Regions from separate parts of the Homo sapiens genome. Here region 2 is linked to region 1. The links are chromatin loops, found by intact Hi-C in ENCODE. Cell type or tissue: K562. All regions are shown on one strand. Each heading gives the region's core, and the rest is flanking DNA. Links, peaks and the distances in the headings are about the cores only.

Evidence for each region. Peaks named below come from ENCODE experiments on the same cell type or tissue, not always from the same donor. Only the 100,000 strongest peaks of a DNase experiment are listed, where the experiment ranks them.
Region 2: it touches region 1 in a loop (9-fold over the local background); 22 of 110 quality-filtered maps call a loop at or near these places.

The regions. Positions count from the first base shown.
Region 1 is chr16:84,510,235-84,513,141 of GRCh38, forward strand. It overlaps LOC124903735 (a long non-coding RNA gene), which reads left to right and starts at 509. Exons shown (of 2, transcript XR_007065148.1): 1 at 509-1,488. RefSeq lists enhancers at 1-63, 1,012-1,061, 1,152-1,211, 1,492-1,621. In K562, for the core only: a CTCF peak has its summit at 1,285 (motif pointing right); DNase peaks (open chromatin) are centred at 1,267 and 1,485.
Region 2 is chr16:84,969,242-84,972,148 of GRCh38, forward strand. No RefSeq gene overlaps it. Among named protein-coding and RNA genes, the nearest start is that of ZDHHC7, 41 kb to the right of the region's middle. In K562, for the core only: a CTCF peak has its summit at 1,477 (motif pointing left); a DNase peak (open chromatin) is centred at 1,480; H3K27me3 peaks cover 513 bases.

The DNA.
Region 1 (2,907 bases), core at 1-2,500:
GGTGAAACCCTGTCTCTACTAAAAAACAAAAATTAGCCAGGGGCGGTGATGCACTCCTGTAATCCCAGCTACTCAGGAGGCTGAAAAAGGAGAATTGCTTGAACCCGGGAGGCAGAGTTTGCAGTGGGCCAAAATCACGCCACTGCACTCCAGCCTGAGTGACAGAGCCAGACTCCAACTCAAAAAAAAAAAAAAAAAAAATAGAGGATAGTGGCCAGGTGCAGTGGCTCCCAATGCTTTGGGAGACCAAGGCAGGAGGATTGCTTTAGTCCAGAAGTTCAAGACCAGTCTGGAGAACATATTGAGACCTTGTATCTTAGACAAAAATTAGCCTGGCATGGTGGTGCATGAATTTTAAATTCATGAATAGCCTGTGGCCCCAGCTACTTGGGAGGCTAAGATAGGAGGATCACTTGAGCCTACGAGGTCAAGGCTGCAGTGAGCTATGATCGTACCACTGTACTCCAGCCTCGGCAACAGAGTGAGATCCTGTCAAAAAAAAAAAAAAAAAAGCCCAGCTAAGTTTGAGTTTCAAATACTTTTTTTTTAGTAGAAAAAGACCCCAATATTGCATGAGATGTAATTATACTAAAAAAGTGTTCACTCTTTATCTGAAATGCAAACTTAGCTTGGCATCCTGTTATCTGGCAATCCTCATCAAAAACAGCAGCTACATGGAAGGAGGGTAGCAGGGAAGAGAAAAACCACAGTCCCTGCTGCCCCAGTAGGCTCTTGGGGGCATGGGGGAAAGCTAATGGTAAGTCAGCATCCACATTTTACTACCTGGGACCGAACATTTTAAATTCATGAATAGAGACTGCTTTTGATCTAAAGTGGTACCAGGAACTAATTCCCTAGGAATAGTCAAAAAAAAAAAAAAAAAATCACGGGAAAGGTCTGGGCTTTTCATAGCGTAGAAAGAAGGGACAAGAGGGCAGCCCTCTTCCCGCGTTCCCACTGAGCAGGTTTGAGGGGCAGCAGGAAACAAGGCTGACTGCATTGTGGCACCCCTCCAGGCTGCCTTGGACGAGTTAAGATGGGATCCGTCAGCTTGGTCCCTAACCCCAGGTAAAGATGGAACAGATGCTGGCTGTGACCAGGAGTCCTGAATTTGCCTTGCACCATTTCCCTCCACCGGACTGGGAGCCACTGCGGGGCAGGAAGCTGCCTTTTCCATTTCCCAAGACCGGAATCAATCACAGCGGCTCATCGCATCATGCATCCTCTGCAATGGTTCCTTCCTTTCCAGGGAGGTTGGTCACGGCCAATGCTGTCCTGTGTCCACCAGGTGGCGCTCGCGATCACCGCAAAACACATGGCTACCGTGATGGTTTTTAAATAAGAAATCTTACAATGGTTTTAGACATAAAGGACTGTTGAGAATATGATAGAGAGTTCGTGTGCGACCCGCACCCTGTTCCACTGCGCCTTAACATCTGACATGACTCTGGTCCATCTGTCACCATGAAGGAGCCAATTCATATATGAGTAAGTCACCTGCATTTTATTCACTCTTCCTTCGTGTTTGCCTAATGTCCTTTTCTACCCCAGGTCCCACGAGACATTTAGCCATCAGGTGTCCCCAGGCTGCTCCTGGCTCTCGCGGTTGCTCAGACTCTTTGTTTCTGATGCTCTTGACAATTTGAGGAGTCCTGGTCAGGGATTCAGTCAAGTGTCCCCCACTATTGTGATTTAGCTGATGGTCTCCTCGTGATTGGACGGGGGTATGGGTCTGGGAGACAGACCCCAGAGGTGAAGTGGCCCTTCTCGTCACATCGTTTCAAGGGCCAGAACTATCAGTGTGGCTCACGGCCGTCGATGTCGCCCTTGAGTACCTGGCTGAGGTGGCACCTGTCCGCCTCTCCTGCTATGAGGCTGCCCTTCCACTCCCCTTCTATTCTGTACTCTTGGATCATTTTTTGGCTTTTGGAAACCATTTCCTGAACGCTTGGCCATTGGAGCACTGAGTTCGGTTAGGACAGTGGAGGTAGGGGTGAGAATTGGGGGACAGGGTGCTGGTCACATGGTGTGAGAACAAAGTGGAAACTTACAACCAGGGGGAAGGGCCCAGCGGTTTTCAAAGTTAGGGCACCCAATAGTAACTTAGGGTTCTTGCCTCTTCCCACCTCTGAATTACCCAGGTAAAACTTAAGTCAGGATCCTTTCAGAGGTGATAGGAAATGTGATCTGAGAGGCCAAAATAGATGCCCCTGTATCAGCTAAGATGGACCATAAGGTTAAGGAAACAAAGTTACCTGTGGTTCCAGTGTTCAAGGTTCAGGGCCCAGCTGGCATGGGAAATTAATTAATTTTTTTCTTTTTTGAGACAGAGTCTCACTGTCATCCAGGCTGGAGTACAATGGCGTGCTCTCGGCTCACTGCAACCTCCGCCTCCCAGGTTCAAGCAATTCTCCCACCTCAAACTCCTGAGTAGCTGGGATTATAGGCATGCGCCACCACACCCAGCTAATTTTTGTATTTGTGGTAGAGACGGGGTTTCACAATGTTGGCCAGGCTGGTCTCAAACTCCTGACCTCGTGATCAGCCCGCCTCAGCCTCCCAAAGTCCTGGGTTTACAGGTGTGAGCCACCACACCTGGCCCAATTTATTTATTTGACACCCCGGCTGGAGTGCAGTGGCGCGATCTTGGCTCAGTGCAACCTCTGCCTCCTGGGCTGAAGCGATTCTCCCACCTCAGCCTCCCAAGAATCTGGGATTACAGGCATGTGCCACCATACCTGGCTAATTTTTATATTTTTTGTACAGACAGGGTTTCATCATGTTGCCCAGGCTAGTCTCGAACTCCTGACCTCACGTGATCTGCCCACCTCAGCTTCCCAAAGTGCTGGTATTACAGGCATGAGCCACTGCACCTGGCCTGGCATGGCAAATTTTAAAATCCCTATG
Region 2 (2,907 bases), core at 408-2,907, 460 kb after region 1:
AGCTACACGAGGCAGAAGTTGTTGTCATTTTACATACAAGGAAACTGAGATGCAGAGGCAGGAGGTGACCCACTCCGGGCCTCGCAGCTGACGAGGCTGGTGCTGGGATCCTGAATAGCCGGCAGATGACCAGATTTGGTGGTTTCTGGTTGCATTGAGCTTGAAAAGCCTGTTCCCCTCCACCCAGGGAATCCCCTACTCTTTCCAATGCTGGGTGCGAAAGCTGTGATTTTCAACTTGGAGCATGTTGCTAAAATACAGATCACTGGGTGGACATCAGAGTTTCTGACTGGGGAGGTCTGGGGTGGGGCTGAGAATTTCCATTTCTAACAAGTTCCTAGTGATGCCGGTGTTCCCGGTCCGGGGAGGGGAATGCACTTTGAAAACCACTGTCCTAAATAAAACAAGTTCATTCATATTAAGGTTTGGGGGACTGAGAACAGCTTCAGTATGAGCCTTCCCCCAGTTAGATGTGATGCTGTAGTGGGGAAGTTACAGGCTGAGGGTGGGAAAGGAAGGGACATGTTTTGTTTTGTTTTGAGACAGAGTCTCACTCTGTCGCCCAGGCTGGAGTGCAGTGGGGTGATAGCTCACTGCAACCTTTGCGTCCTGGGTTCAAGCAATTCTCCTGCCTCAGCCTCCAGAGTAGCTGGGATTACAGGCGTGCACTACCATGCCTGCCTCATTTTTGCATTTTTAGTAGGAACGGGGTTTCCCCATGTTGGTCAGGCTAGTCTCGAACTCCTTACCTCAGGTGATCCGTCCGCCTCAGCCTCCCAAAGTGCTGGGATTACAGGCATGAGCCACTGTGCAGAAGGGACATGTTGAGGGAGGGAAACTGCAAAAAACCCAGCCCTTTCCTGCCCCAGGGCCTTTGCACATCTGGTAACCGCAGCTGCAACCCCTCACCTCCCTCCAGGGCCCTTTCCTGACAACTCATCCTCCACAATATCCACCCTGATAGGGGATATCTCCTTTTCTCAATGCTGATAGCAGAAATCACAGTCTACAAATTGCATATTTAATTTCTTGTATTAGTGTCTTTTTTTCTTGAGTCTCACTCTGTTCACCCAGGCTGGAGAGCGGTGGCACGATCTTGTCTCACTGCAACCTCCGCCTCCCGGGTTCAAGTGATTCCCCTGCCTCAGCCTCCCGAGTATCTGGAATTAAAAACGTGAGTCACCATGTCCCTCTCATTTTTTTGTTTTTAGTAGAGACGGGGTTTTGCCATGTTGGCCAGGCTGGTCTCAAACTCCTGACCTCAAGTAATCCACCTGCCTTGGATTCCCAAAGTGCTGGGAGCACAGGTGTGAGCCACTGCACCCAGCTAATTAGAGTCTACTGAGGGCAGACGCCTTGCTGGCACACGGTAGGTGCTCTGTAAATATCTGTGGACCTACTGAGCAGATGGGCCAGCGATGGGTGAACTTCCCGCGGCCTGAGCAGTGTGTGGGTATTTGCTGTCTCGTGGCGCCCCCTGGTGGCCGTCATGCAGCACACGCTGAGGGGCCAACCCGTTTTCTCCCTGCAGGATAAGTCCCTCACCTGGCACCCACTTCCCATGTGGCCACCATCGGTGACGTGGGCAGATCCACAAAGTGGCAGCTTTTGGCCCCCATGGAGTTCTGTGCTTCTGGATGATCAGGTGAGTTGGAGGAAAGTCCCTGTTAGAGTTTCTCACATCATTAGTAATGGCACCATGATTAAAGAGCTAGTGCTGATCATGTTAAACATAATACGATCCTTGTTTGCTGCCTATGGGCCCCGAGCAACCTCTCTCAGCCTCAGTTTTTCCCCATCTATGAGATGGTGATGATTGCAAGAGTTAAGGGAAACGGTGCGTGTTAAATCAGCACAGGACAGGCAGGTTTTCCATAAAGAAGCGCTGTCGTATTTGGGGGAAATTTTCTCCTGAGCATGGGCTGATGACACCGTGAGAGGTCAGCCCTGTTACTCACCCAGCTGGGCATGTCAGAAAGCTTCTTGGCCTCCATTTCCCCACCTGTGAAATGACCACCTTGGCCACACTGCCTCCCAGGGATGTGGGGGGAGCACCAAGGAACACCAGAGCTTGACAGCTGGTTCCCAGATACGAAGGATGGGGAAAGAATTTTCTGTAGGAGGAGGTCAGACTCCTAGGTACCACCCCCCAGACCCCAAAGGAGAGGGGCAGCTATTCCTGGAAGATCACGGGGTCAAGGACAGCAGGCACTACTCGGGGCAGAAAAGGAGAGAGGAGCTGGTCTATTTACTGCCCAGCGAAGCTTCTGGGCCCTTCTCTACCGAGTCCCAGCAGCCAGTCTTCCAGTCAGGAGATGGGGGCCGCCTCATGGAAAAGCTGGCTCCCTACACAGCCCTGCCAGGCAGTGGGCTGGTGTCTCACGCAGAACATGGAGGAGGGCTTCTAATAGGAAAGCCAGAGAGCACGCAGAGGAGAGAATGCGGAGTGGGGAGCCTGGGAGTACACCACCCAGGAAGCCAGGGGAAATGCAGAACGAAACCCCAGTATCCTTAGAGACAGGGAACAGCAGGGCATCCGCAGAAGACACTCTGGCTGATGTTTCCTCAAAAACACAAAGGAAAATAAAAAGCTTCTGGAAATTAAATCTACCATAGCCTGAATTTTAAAAAACATCCAGAAGAGCTAGAAGACAAAGCGTGGCGTGGTGGCTCACACCTGTCATCCCACCACTCTGGGAAGCCGAGGTGGGCGGATCACTTGAGGTCAGGACTTCAAGACCAGCCTGGCCAACATGGTGAAACCCCGTCTCTACTAAAAATACAAAAATTAGCTCGGCGTGGTGGCACACGCCTGTAATCCCAGCTACTCAGGAGGCTGAGGCAGGAGAATCACTTGAACCTGCAAGGCCAGAGGTTGCAGTGAGCGGAGATCGTGCCACTGCACTC